Regions from separate parts of the Homo sapiens genome. Here regions 2 and 3 are each linked to region 1. Evidence: chromatin contacts called from ENCODE Hi-C or POLR2A ChIA-PET data. All regions are on one chromosome and are shown on one strand. Each heading gives the region's core, a stretch centred on a gene start or an enhancer-like site at or near the end of the contact. The rest is flanking DNA. Distances are from core to core; before and after follow the strand shown. Region 1 holds the start of POLDIP3 (DNA polymerase delta interacting protein 3). Region 2 holds the start of TEF (TEF transcription factor, PAR bZIP family member). Region 3 holds the start of TOB2 (transducer of ERBB2, 2).

Region 1 (3,868 bases), core at 653-3,152:
TTCGAGACCAGCCTGGCCAACATTGTGAAACCCCCGTCTCTACTAAAAATACAAAAATTAGCCGGGCGTGGTGGCGTGCGCCTGTAATCCCAGCTACTCGGGTGGCTGAGACAGGAGAATCGCTTGAACCCGGGAGGCGGAGGCTGTGGTGAGCTGAGATTGTGCCACTGCACTCCAGCCTGGGCGACAGAGCGAGACACCGTCTCAAAAATAAAAATAAAATTGTCCTCCGCATCTGCCCTACACTGCCCAGCTGACCCCACTGGCCAGCCTGTCCTCCTCCCACCTCTTGCGCGTTCCTCCTGGCACGCCTGGAAGGGAGGAAAGGCTTAATGGTCCCGTTCTATGGGTGAGGAAAAGAGGTCTGGGAAGGAGCCCGGCGTGGTGGGGCGGGCCTGTAATCCCAGCTACTCAGGAGGCTGAGGCAGGAGGATTGCAGGATCGCTCTTACCCAGTTTCTTTCTTTCTTTCTTTTTTTTTTTTTTTTGAAACGGAGTCTTGCTCTGTCGCCTAGGCTGGAGTGCAATGGCGCGATCTCGGCTCACCGCAACCTCCGCCTCCCGAGTTCAAGCGATTCTTCTGCCTCAGGCTCCTGAGTAGGTGGGATTTCAGGCCGTGCCACCGCGCCCGGCTAATTTTTTTCTTTCTTTTTTTTTTTTTCAGTAGAGACGGGGTTTCTCCGTGTTGGCCAGGCTGGTCTCGACCTCCTGACTTCAGGTGATCCACCCGCCTCAGCCTCCCAAAGTGCTGAGATTACAGACATGAGCCACCGCTCCTGGCCTCTTACCCAGTTTCTGCACGGAGCTCCTGATGCCTGATGGCCAAGAGGACATAACCCCACCTGTTCTAAGGGCATGGAGTGTATTTTTAGAGTGATTGGACAAAATATGTGCCGAACACCTACGTCAGGTCTGGCGCATGCTGGAGGCTGGGGTTATATCAATGCAAAAGCCATTCCCTGTATTTAACACGTAAATGAATTAGTCTCTTTAACTCTCCCAACGCCCTATAAATTATTTGCTCCATTTTACATATTAAACGCTGTCACGAACTGAGCTGCTGTGTGAGGCCGGGGCCGGACTTATCTTTCTGAAGCACAGAGAAGCGGTTATACGCAGAAGTTTGGGAGAACTGGGTAAGGCCGCACACATGGAAATTGCCAGTTTCGTGGGTCCCAACGTCAATACTGTGGGCAACCTTAGACCGGCTCAAAGCGCAGCTGGGGACGGTGATGAAGTGCAGAGCGTCCACAGCCAGCGACAAGACTGCCAAGCAACTGGCAGCCTGAGTAACGGAGAAAACAACGAAAAAAACGCATTCACCACCTACCAACAAGAAACAAAAAACACGACCACCCCACAGTCAGTCTACTTTTTAGGCGTGAATAAGGTCGGGCAGATCGCAACTCCCAGGCATCCCGCAAAGTAGGCGGGTCACCTTGAGGGCGACCTTTACCCGCTCAAAAATTCGTCTCACATTAGCAGTGAGGATTCGGGCGTCACCCCGAATCGTTATTTTCCTTACTCATAAGTTTAAGGCATAAGGACGTTTTTAGTTTATTTCCTAGGTAATGAATTCTATTCTCATTAGGCGTATGATGACTATCGTAGTTGACTGTTGAGGTCATGATCCAGTTCCATTGAAGTTTGTCTCACTTGTTAATAATGTATTTTGTTGCTTTTCATTTAATTTTTTCCCTCGAGGAAAATAAATAATTCATAATGTGCCGAACTTCCGTATGCAGATGAGCAGCCAGCACCGCGAAGGCTCACGGGGAACGTCCCCGCCCCTTCCGGTTCTTGCCTGCTTTGAGCTGGCTGTCGCGAGAGTTGGTCCGCGGACGCCGGAAGTAGTTCGTCGCTCCCTAGCGGCCGAAGGGGCGGGCTCGCGGGGTCTCGACTGCTTTCGGCTTGCTCGGCGGAGCAAGATGGCGGACATCTCCCTGGACGAACTCATCAGGAAGCGCGGGGCGGCGGCGAAAGGACGGTGAGAGGCCTTTCCTTTCTTCGGGGTTTAGGGTCCTCGGCCTAGTGGAGCTCGAGGCGGGGGAGGTAGCGATCCGGGAGCGACGCGGAGGACCGGGTGCGCCCGCCCCCGACCACAGCCGCGCTCCTCATTGGCCGGCTGCCGCCGTCCCCGCCGTGGCCCCGACCGCCCGCCCACTGGCCGAGGCGCAGTCCCTCTGGCGGCCCTGGGAGGCCGACGGGGCCGCGGCGGGGACAGGGTGCCGCCTCGTGGACCTGAGGGGCTGCCCCCTGGGGCCCCCGCGTTCCGGGGTCCTGGGGTCTCGGCGGCGCAGCCTCCTTGCCTGTGTGGACTGGCATTTGGGCCCCGCTCCGTGATCTCGGCGCTGCCTGGTCTCCACCCATCTTAGAGTTGAGACAACCGAAGTTTAGTAGCGGGGAAGTGACTTGCTCCGACCGCCGAAGCTGAGGCGCAAGCCCAAATCCCCCTGCACGCGGCCCCTGTTAACACTCGCCTCTCTTTGTGCGGCGTTTTAAGTTTTCTGAGCCCTTTCATATACACGATGCCTCATTTAATCTTTTACAGTCCTGTTGTCTGCTAGCTATTCATGTTACCCACCTTTTACTGATGGGGAACTTGAGGCTGGAAGTGGTAGAGTGACTTGCCCGAGGCCACGGAGAACTGAGCGGCGGGCTGAGCGCGATTTAATTGCTGGCTGAGTTGGCCTCCTACATGGGCTTGAAAAACTGGTGTGTTGGGCAGGAGATTGGTTATTTCCTTAGGGAGAAGAAAGTGCTTGAGCTGGCTGAGGAGCCATGGAGGTGATTTGCAGTCATGTCTCCCAAACTTCCCCTAGACCCTTAAATGTTGTTAGTCATTTCAAGCCTTCGTGAGCTGAGTTCATCTGTATGAAGAAGTGAGAACTTTGCCCAATAGTTTCCCAACACACATTAAGTTTAAATGTCTTTGTAAATAGCCAGGATGTAAATATGTTAGATATTGTTTTCTCAGACATTTGTTCTCTCAGCAGATGTTTATTTTTATTTTTATGTTTTTTTTGAGACGGGGTGTTGCTCTGTCGCCCAGGCTGGAGTGCAGTGGTGCCATCTCGGCTCACTGCAACCTCCGCCTCCCCGGTTCCAGCGATTCTCCTGCCTCAGCCTCCCAAGTAGCAGGGACTACAGGTGTGCACCACCACGCCCGGCTAATTTTTGTATTTTTAGTAGAGATGGAAGTTTCACTGTGTTGGTCAGGCTGGTTTCGAACTCCTGACCTCAGGTGATCCTCCCGCCTCGGCCTCCTAAAGTGCTGGGATTACAGGCGTGAGCCACCGGCCCGGCCATTCCGCAGATGTTTATTAATACCACCCGTATGCCTGTGGTTAGGTTTTTCTCTTGATGTCTGAAATGTATCCCTCACCTCCTTCCCCATCCTGGACACTTGTATCAACTACAACTGCCACCACCACCTCATAATTCGCAGCCAGCACTTACCTGGCTTGTGGTTCGTAACGGGCACACATTAGTATTTGTTTCCTCAACTACTGACTGTGAAAGCTCTCTCAGATCTCCATCTAGTGACTGATGTGAAGCTGGTGCTGGCTCCTCTGGCCACTTCTAAGTCCATCCACGTTTTGTAGGTTCCTTTGGAAACGACAGAATGATCCACCCCAGGTTCTTCTCTCTCTGAGGTCACTCCGCCAGTTTCTGACTGCAGGTGGACTGCACTGTAGTCTATTTGATCTCTATGTTTTTGGTTTTAGTGTGTGCAGAGTTTTGTGTTGGGCAGTAGGTGGGGCTGCAGGAATGGGGGGTGGTTATGTGTGGATCCACAGGAACAGGGGCCTTGCAGCTGGATACACCTGGCACTTGCCACTGTTGGGTTCTGTTTCCCTGGCCAGGGG
Region 2 (3,868 bases), core at 502-3,001, 1.2 Mb after region 1:
GAGATAAAGGACTAGTCCATCACTCAGGTCATGCAACAGTGGCTGCCAGCATGATACAGTAGAAAGAGCACCAAACTGAGGGTCAAAAGTTATAGCTGTGTGACCTTGAGGAAGCACCCTCACCTCCCTGAGCCTCAATTTTCCTCATCTGGGAAGAGGGGAGAATACCCTCTAGGACTGTTAATGAAATAAGATGATGTCAGCGTGCTTTGCGAGCACTCTACGAATATCGGGTAGAATTCTTGTTATGGATGGTTATTACCTGGTAATTTCAAACAAGAAACTGTCAGATGTGTACACCTGTCCCTGCAGCTTGTCTCAGCCCCAGATTTGGAACAAAGCACCGTCTCAAAAACAAACAAAAGGGTTTGTGCACATGAGGTCCCAAAGCAGGAGGAGAGAGGCTGGCCTCACCTGATGTGCTGAAGCTATTTATAACTCAACAGTGACAGCCACAGGGATGGGAGCCTCAGCATACACCCAGGAAAGGAAGAGAAATGGCATTTTAAAAAGGAAAATCCATTCCCCAGGCCAGACAACTCTCGAAGGCCTATCCCTTTCCCAAACCCTGAATAACTGATGGCTCTTGGAAATGCAAAGGTCTCACACTCAAAGTATACCTCAGTGCACCCACAACCCCACCACAGGCGGCCCTCCTGCTGCTCCCTGCACCCCATCTCCCAGGGCGAAAAACAAGGCCAGACCTGCTTTCCGTATACGCCCCAGTGACGTTCCTGGCCTAGGCAAAAAGATGAAGCTCAGTCCTGCCGCCGTGGCCCCAGAATCTAAGGGTCAGCCCCAACCAACCAGGCGAAGGGCCTCAGTGGACTCATCTGACCCTCATCGTTTCTCTGCTTGGCCCAAAACTCCCCTCCCAAGGCGCCTCACACTACTCGCCCACACCCCCCCCACCCGCTCAGCAGAAGCCCCGCAACAGAAAGGCTCCCGTTGGACCTAGTAGCTGGCGCTACTCACACCCAGGGAGGAAGCCAGGTCCCTCCGGGAGGGGTAAGGCCACGTACGATGACAGTTCGCTACCCTAGGCCTGCGCTTCCTAAACTTTGGTGTACTTGGAAAATAATGGGGGTGCGGTGGGGTGCTCCTTAAAATGCAAGACCCCTGTCCCAGTGACCGCAGATTGGGTGGGGCGCAGGAACCAGCAATTTAAACAGGCATCCCGAGTGACTCCGATGCAGGTGGCCCCGGGGGAGGGGCCCTGGAGCGTCATTTAAGTGACTGCTCCCGATCCCCTTCCGCCTCCTCAAAACCTCTCCCCACCCTCTCCCGCCAGACCCACCGTCTCAGCCCGCCCCTGACCCTCTGTCCTCAGCCCCCCGGCCTCGTCCTCCAGGCTCCTGGTCATCCAGGCCCCATCCCCCTCCGCTGGACCACTGCTCCCTGACCCACTGCCTCCCCGGCCCCGCCCTCACGAGGCCCCGCCCCTGTATAAGCCCCGCCCCCAGCCCGCGCGGACCACCCCCCCGCCCTCACCGAGGCGCGCCTCGCGCGGGGGGTTCTCCATCAGCTTCTTCAGGACCAGGGGGAAGGACCCCGACAGGCCCCTTTCCCCAGCTGCGCGCCCCGGCCCCGGACCGGGTCCTGCCTGCGGGTCCACAGGCGGCTTCTTTCCGCCGCCCGCGTCGGACATCGTGCCCCGGACTCGGCTCGCGCACCTCGCCTCCCCCGCCCGCCCCCCGAGATGGGCCGGAGCCGTGCGACCCGCTGCAGCTGCCGACACGGGCAGCTACTGCGCAGGCGCCCAATGGCGCCCCCGCCTCCTTCCATCGCTACCCCGCCTGCGGACCGGCTCTGGCACATTAATTATTCATGAGGCCAGGCCAGCTTCCCCGGATCGTTGCTCTGGATTGGTCCAGCCTGCGAGAGGGGCAGGCGCAGATCCTCGGGCCGTGATTGGTCGGGCAGCCGGGATAAGATAGACACGTGCGGGGCCAGGTGAGGACCCTCGCGGAGGCCCCGCCCCGCCGCCCCTGTGTCCCCTGATTGGCGCCTGCTGGAGTCTTTGTGGTGGGCCTTCCTCGGCGCGGTCCCTTCCCTCCTACCAGTGTTCCCCCTTCACCGCCCTCTTCATAACCCCCGCCCTCCCCAACCACCGCAGCCTCTCCCTCTTGTCCCCGACTTGCAACCTTCCCGACGCGCCACCGAAGAGGGGCGGAGCTCGGAGCGGCCAGGCCGGCCAAAGCGACCTATCCGAGCTCCTGCTCGCGCGGCGTGTCCACCCCCCGCGGGTCACGTGGAGCCGCAGCCGAGTCTGGTCGCGGGGGGAGGGGGCAGAGGAGGAAGGCGCGGGAACAGCCAATGGAGGGCGGGGGCGGGGCCCGGGGCGGTGCACGAGGCGCCGCACGTGCGGGGCTGTGGCGGGGCGGGAGGGGAAGGGAGGGACGGGTCTTTTTGTTCTGGGGACTCTGCCCAGGGTCGCGGGGCAGGGACGCTGAGCTTAGCCCGCACTTCTGCTCCCACGCGACCCAGAGGTCGCCTGAGGGCAGGGCCGGGGACCGCGACCTGCCAAGTCGTAGGGATGGCCTGAGCAGGCTTGGCCGCCCTAGAGCGGGGTGTCGGGTTGCCCACGCATCCAGATCAACACTAGCGTGGAGGGAGCATTCCTGAAGCTCTGACCTGAGCCAGGGCCCGAGTACATGTTTCCGCCCTCCCACTTACTAGCTTATGACCTTGGGAAAGTCCGGTTGCTTCACTGGAGCTTGTTTCCTCGGCCATAAAATTAAGAGGTTGGGCTAGAGAATCTCCACAGTCCCAAACAGATGTGAAATTCTTTTCCTTTCTAGAACTCTCCCTTCTTTTACCTAGAAAACAAAAACCTCCTTGACACCAGGTACCGATGCCACGTTTTGTGGGAGAACCACCTCCTCTCTTAAAATATAAAGCCTCCCCGGGAGTTCCGCAGAAATCCGTAAAAATGTAATATGTGGCGCGGTACACAAATGGAAAGCTGCTCCTAAACAGCGCTCAGAACTTTGTACCTCTTTATAGTACAGATCAGACTCCGCTGCAAACCCAGGCAACATTAGACTCCCCGCTTAACTCCCGGAAGGCAGAGAGCTTGGCTTGTTTATCCAGCATCCCTACAGTGGCCCAGCCCTTCTAGCAGGAGGGGTTGGGGGGGTGGTATAGTGATAGTCCTTGGTTCAGGGGGTAGATGCATGATCCAGACACCCACAGCCAGCTAAAAGTTATCAAGCTGATGCAATCAGAATTTTGCTGGGGCTGGGCTTGGTGACTCACGCCTGTAATCCCGGCACTTTGGGAGGCAGAGGTGGCGGATCACCTGAGGTCAGGAGTTCGAGACCAGCCTGGCCAACAGGGCGAAACTCCGACACTACTGTAAGTACAGAAATAATTAGACGGGCATGGTGGCTGGCGCCTGTAATCCCAGGTACTGGGGAAGCTGAGGCACGAGAATCGGTTTGAACCTGGGAGGTGGAGGTTTCAGGGAGCCGAGATCGCGCCACTGCAGTCAAGCCTGGGCGACAGAGGGAGACTCCATGTCAAAAAAATAAATAAATAAAAATAATTTTGCGGCGGGGTAAGGAGGAAAAAGAAGTTGGGTAGCTGACCAGGCCTGGAAAGCAAGAGATTTGAAGGACTTTGGGTGGTGGTAGAGACAGGATGATAGGTCTGATTCCAAAATTCAAGCTCTCACTGCCACTGTAATTGAACCTCAGTCATTTTCTGAATCTGATGCCTCGATTGCTTTACCTTTTCAGGCCTCCTTTTCTTTTTATTTTCTTTTCTTTTCTTTTCTTTTTTTCTTTTTTTTTTTTTTGAGACGGAGTTTTGCTGTTGTTGCCCAGGCTGGAGTGCAATGGCGCGATCTCGGCTCACCGCAACCTCC
Region 3 (3,868 bases), core at 595-3,094, 1.2 Mb after region 1:
ACCCAATCAGACACCGCTTCTCCCTTTCCCCCGACCAATGGGAAGGCTGTTGCTAACACACCGGCTATATTTTTAGCTTTCAGTGCTCTGGGAGCGTGTGGGTCGGCTGAGCCTCTCTGCCTGGTGGGAAGAGCTAGGGGAAAAGAGAGAAGGGAAGGGGAGGGGGAAAGGGAGGGTGCAGCGGGCATGTGCGGGAGGGGGCGTGTGTGTGACGCTGTCACTCGCTGACGCACAAGGCAAGTAGTCCCTGGAGGTGCCCCCGGGGTTGCGACGCTCAGAGTGTGGGGGATGGGGGGGCGCTCAGGCTATCTCCCGCCTCCCTGTCCCGGTGGAGTTTGCCCTCCAGCCCGGCATTTCTCTGTTGCATTCAGGGAAAGTGCATTTAAACCCCCCACGCTACTGGTGCTCTCCGCCCTTGCCAAAAAAAGCGATCAAGGAAAAAAAAAAAGCAAACTGTTCGTAGCTGGAAACTTTCGGATCTCGCCACCCAACGTGGGGATGGCGGCTGCTGCTGGGCCGGAACCGTCTGGAATGACAAAAAAGGTGTGGGCGGGAGGGGAGAACTGGGAAATGGGAGATCTAAGGAGGGACCGGGGAGAAGACCTCACTCACAGTCCCCCGGGGGCTCCAGACTGCATCTTCCGGCACTCCTGTCTGCCTGTGACCGCAGAACACGGCCCTCCCTCCCCCTGGCTCTGTGTCCCGCACACTCACAGAGGCAGAGCAGCCCGCGTGGCCAGAGCCGGGGGAGGGGGCCTCAGCGCGCGGGCCTGGCGCGCCCAGTCCCGGGTTCGCGGAGCCTCGCTCCGCCGCCCGAGGGGCCGTAGTGGGTGCGAGCCTTGCGCCCGTTGCACGGTCAGGGGCCACCCCACGCCGGCGGGACTGCGACTAGAAGAAATGTGGGGCTCTCCCGCGTGCCCCACACTGGGGTCGCTGGCCAGAAAGAGCAAACAAGAGTTGGGAGAGGGGCTGCGCCCGCGCGCCTGCGCAGAGCCAGAGCCGGCCCTCCAGGCTGCAAGGAAAGGAGCGCCAGAGGCGGTGAGGGGAAGGTCCTTTGTGGCACTCGGCTAGTTTCACGGCCGTCAGCCTCGTCCTCGGCTCCTCTTACTCCCGCACAGCGTGGCCCAGGCCCCAGAGTCTCCCTCGCCTTTCTTTCGACGTTGAGCCCCCCGAGGAATCACAAGGCGCTCGGAAGACTCATGCCTGCCCGAAACGGGTCCGAAATGTTTCCAGAGCCCGCGTCGTCCCCTCAGTTCCCCCTCCCGCAGAGGCCGTAACGGGGCGATGCTATCGCCGCGGACACGGCCAGACGCTCGGAGCTGGAGGGAAGGCCCCGGGAAACGGCTCGGGCAAACGTCCGAACCATGGGCTCCGAGGCAGGTGCAGGGCGGACGACTCAGCGGGGGGTTTCCGGCGGGCATGGTGACTCCCTCCCCTCCCCCGCGATACTCGTCCCCCAAACACAACTAAAGGGAGAGTGCACTGTGCCCGGCTCGTGAGCAACCCGGCCCCAGGTGGTCCCCGGCCCTCACGGAGCGCCCCTGGGAGAACACCTCACACGACGCGCACAAGTTCAGAGTGGTATGGGAATGAAGGAAAGGAGTGCGGCGCGGCGCTGTGACAGGGAGGGGAAGACGGGGAGCCGGACGCACGACCGGCGAGCACAGAAGGGCACAGGAGCTGCTCCGCGAGATACCAGCGAGCTGAGGCGCGGGGCTGGCTGGGAAGTAGTCCCGGCCGGGCCCTGGCCCCGCCCCTGCAGGGCGGAGGGACGCATCACGCAGGGGTGGGGAAGCCGGATCCGTGCGCAGGGTTGCTAAGGGTGAAACTTTTCATTGACTTTGCTCACTTCGGGCCGGGGCGCGGGAAGGTGCGGGTTGTTGGCTGAGGCAAGCCGTGGCTCGGGCGACGCGGGGCCAGGAGGGCAGGACCGTCTGCCGGCGACAGCCCATACCGTCTGCCGTTGCGCGACACGAACCACCCTCCGATCCGCCATCCCCGCGTCGTCGCCGCTAGTCCGCCCGCCCGCCCTCGGGCCCCCCGCTGCCGAGCCCGACCTCCTAAGAGCTGAAAGAAATTATTGAGAGTCATAGTCCATAGCCCCCTGCTTCGTCCCCCAACCCTCAACGACGAAAAGGACTTCGGTCCCCTGGCCCGGCGACGCCCGGGAAGGAAAGGAGAGCGACCTCCGCCCCGCGCTCAGGCCACCCTGGAGGGAGAAGCCGCCCCGCGGCCGGTAGAGCGCCCCGCCGCCGCGGAGACCCGAGTGAGTGAGTTGGGGGGCGTGCGGGCGGGGGGCCCGCCCCGAGACCCAGCCGGCCGGACTACCTCTTCCACCCCGCCCCACTCCCGCTTTGCTGGACTCTCCACGTTGCTGCCGCTCCCTCCCCGCCTGGCCAGCATTTTCTTTCCCCATCCAGCTTCCCTCCAGACCCCACTTTCCCCAGCTCCTCTTCTCACGCCATCTGTGCTCCTGGGGTGCCCAAGAGCTCCTTTTTCTCCCAGTTCCAAGAGTGGCCCTCTCCTGGGTGGGGTGCATTTCCTCCCTTCCCCGCCTCCCCCGGTTCTTTATATCCTAGCTACTCGCTAGATCTTCCTTGTTCTCCAAAGAAACATAACTCCCCCCACCGTTAAATAAATCCGAGGAAGGAAGGGGATCCAGGCCTTGTTTTTCTGCTTCTTTTCCCGTGTGCAGGGAAGGGGGGTGGTAATTGTTAATAGACTCTATTTCTGGCTCTGTGGAGCCTGAAGGGTGGAGGGTGGACACCCCCTTTGGCGACGGGACAGGTCAGTGGAGATTGTCCTTGGGCCACTGAGCCAGAGTTCACCGTTTCGGCTGAGCTCTTTATACTCTTAAGTGTTTTAATGGAAAATTGGGCAGAAAAAAGTACCCTTAGAGCAGTGCCAGTGAGTGGATTCTGCTTATCTTGGTAAGGTGCCTGCGAGGTGGGGCCCTACCCCCAAACTCCTTCCCCTCCTGTCCGGAGGATGAACTGTGCCCTTGACCACCAGAAATCTGGGAGGGGAAGGAGGGTGCAGAGAGGAGGCACAGCCGGCAGGCCCTCTCCCTCCCCCAGGAGAAACCAGAACCCCGCACAGCAAGCTTCAGCTTGGGGACGGGTGGAGGCCAGTCTCTGGTGCTACTCCGTATCTAAACGGTCTTTTTCTCCTTCTTACCCACCGTACCCTGGGAATGGGTCCTTCATCTCTGATTTTCCGGCAGAAAAACAATCCTATTGCTTTCTTGGGCTTCTACCCCCATCCCTCCGTGAAGCATAGGGGGAAAGAAGCTTGTGTGGGAGGAAGGATTAAGGAGGTTTAACACCCAGCGGGGGAGCTTGCCGAGGATCTGGTAAGTCTGGTCGTAAAGCAGACCTTGCAATGGGAGGAGACACACAGAATTTTAGTATGAGAAGATGCTCAGGTGTCAGGTGTACAGTTTTTTTCTTCTCTGCCTGGGAACCTTTTCCTATTTCCCTCTCCCGGATCTGGTTACTCAGTCTTCGATTAGAAATGGGGTGAGGCTTGGGCCCTGCTGGCCTTGGCCTGGCGCCTCCCCACAGCTTGACTGGAAATTTCTTTGGCCGAGAGGACGGGAGAACTGGGTTTGATTCCTGCCTTTCCTTTCCTGGCTGTTTGGGGTGCTGGAGCCGAGTCCGCTAGGCATTAAGTGAAAAAGATCCGTTTCCCTTTGAATCCACCGTCCATCCAGCAACCCCACACGGACCGCCCAGGCCCTGGAATTCAGATTGGGTGGGGGGAAGGGGGTCGTGACCTTATCTAAGCCAGCCCACCCCCTTCACCCAGAAAAAACTCATTAGAAGCAGATCCTAGTTTCATCAGTAATGGGAGGCGATGAAGGGAAAGG

What was found. Hi-C counts contacts between places; a loop is a spot of excess contacts on that map. ChIA-PET counts read pairs that join two places held with the same protein, here RNA polymerase II (POLR2A). Pooled maps may share reads with other maps.
Region 2: a loop to region 1 is called in a pooled map, with 14 times the contacts of the local background. The contact joins the promoter of TEF here to the promoter of POLDIP3 in region 1. A Hi-C loop is called at or near these places in 6 of 50 pooled maps. POLR2A ChIA-PET finds 5 or more read pairs at or near these places in 2 of 52 experiments (CD4-positive, alpha-beta T cell and activated naive CD8-positive, alpha-beta T cell).
Region 3: a loop to region 1 is called in a map of OCI-LY7, with 10 times the contacts of the local background. The contact joins the promoter of TOB2 here to the promoter of POLDIP3 in region 1. A Hi-C loop is called at or near these places in 2 of 168 maps with a recorded cell type or tissue (CD8-positive, alpha-beta T cell and OCI-LY7), 1 of 37 single-sample maps with no recorded cell type and 9 of 50 pooled maps. POLR2A ChIA-PET finds 5 or more read pairs at or near these places in 3 of 52 experiments (CD4-positive, alpha-beta T cell, PC-9 and activated CD4-positive, alpha-beta T cell).

The regions. Positions count from the first base shown.
Region 1 is chr22:42,612,917-42,616,784 of GRCh38, reverse strand. POLDIP3 (DNA polymerase delta interacting protein 3) reads left to right here and starts at 1,902. Exons shown (of 9, transcript NM_032311.5): 1 at 1,902-1,986. The coding sequence starts at 1,928. It overlaps RNU12 (RNA, U12 small nuclear), which reads right to left and starts at 1,541; the gene lies at 1,392-1,541. It overlaps LOC124905127 (a long non-coding RNA gene), which reads left to right and starts at 2,006. Exons shown (of 2, transcript XR_007068118.1): 1 at 2,006-3,868. RefSeq lists enhancers at 915-1,044, 1,695-1,754, 1,835-2,014, 1,507-2,050, 2,051-2,594 and 1 more and silencers at 1,485-1,544, 2,085-2,414.
Region 2 is chr22:41,379,825-41,383,692 of GRCh38, reverse strand. It overlaps TEF (TEF transcription factor, PAR bZIP family member), which reads right to left and starts at 1,751. Exons shown (of 4, transcript NM_003216.4): 1 at 1,492-1,751. The coding sequence starts at 1,648. LOC105373042 (a long non-coding RNA gene) reads left to right here and starts at 1,782. Exons shown (of 3, transcript XR_938271.3): 1 at 1,782-1,953. RefSeq lists enhancers at 913-992, 1,774-2,068 and silencers at 1,203-1,902, 1,933-2,532.
Region 3 is chr22:41,444,777-41,448,644 of GRCh38, reverse strand. It overlaps TOB2 (transducer of ERBB2, 2), which reads left to right and starts at 1,844. Exons shown (of 2, transcript NM_016272.4): 1 at 1,844-2,266. LOC105373043 (a long non-coding RNA gene) reads right to left here and starts at 1,700. Exons shown (of 2, transcript XR_938274.2): 1 at 613-1,700; 2 at 1-526. RefSeq lists a silencer at 713-812 and enhancers at 683-1,378, 1,383-1,632, 1,379-2,074.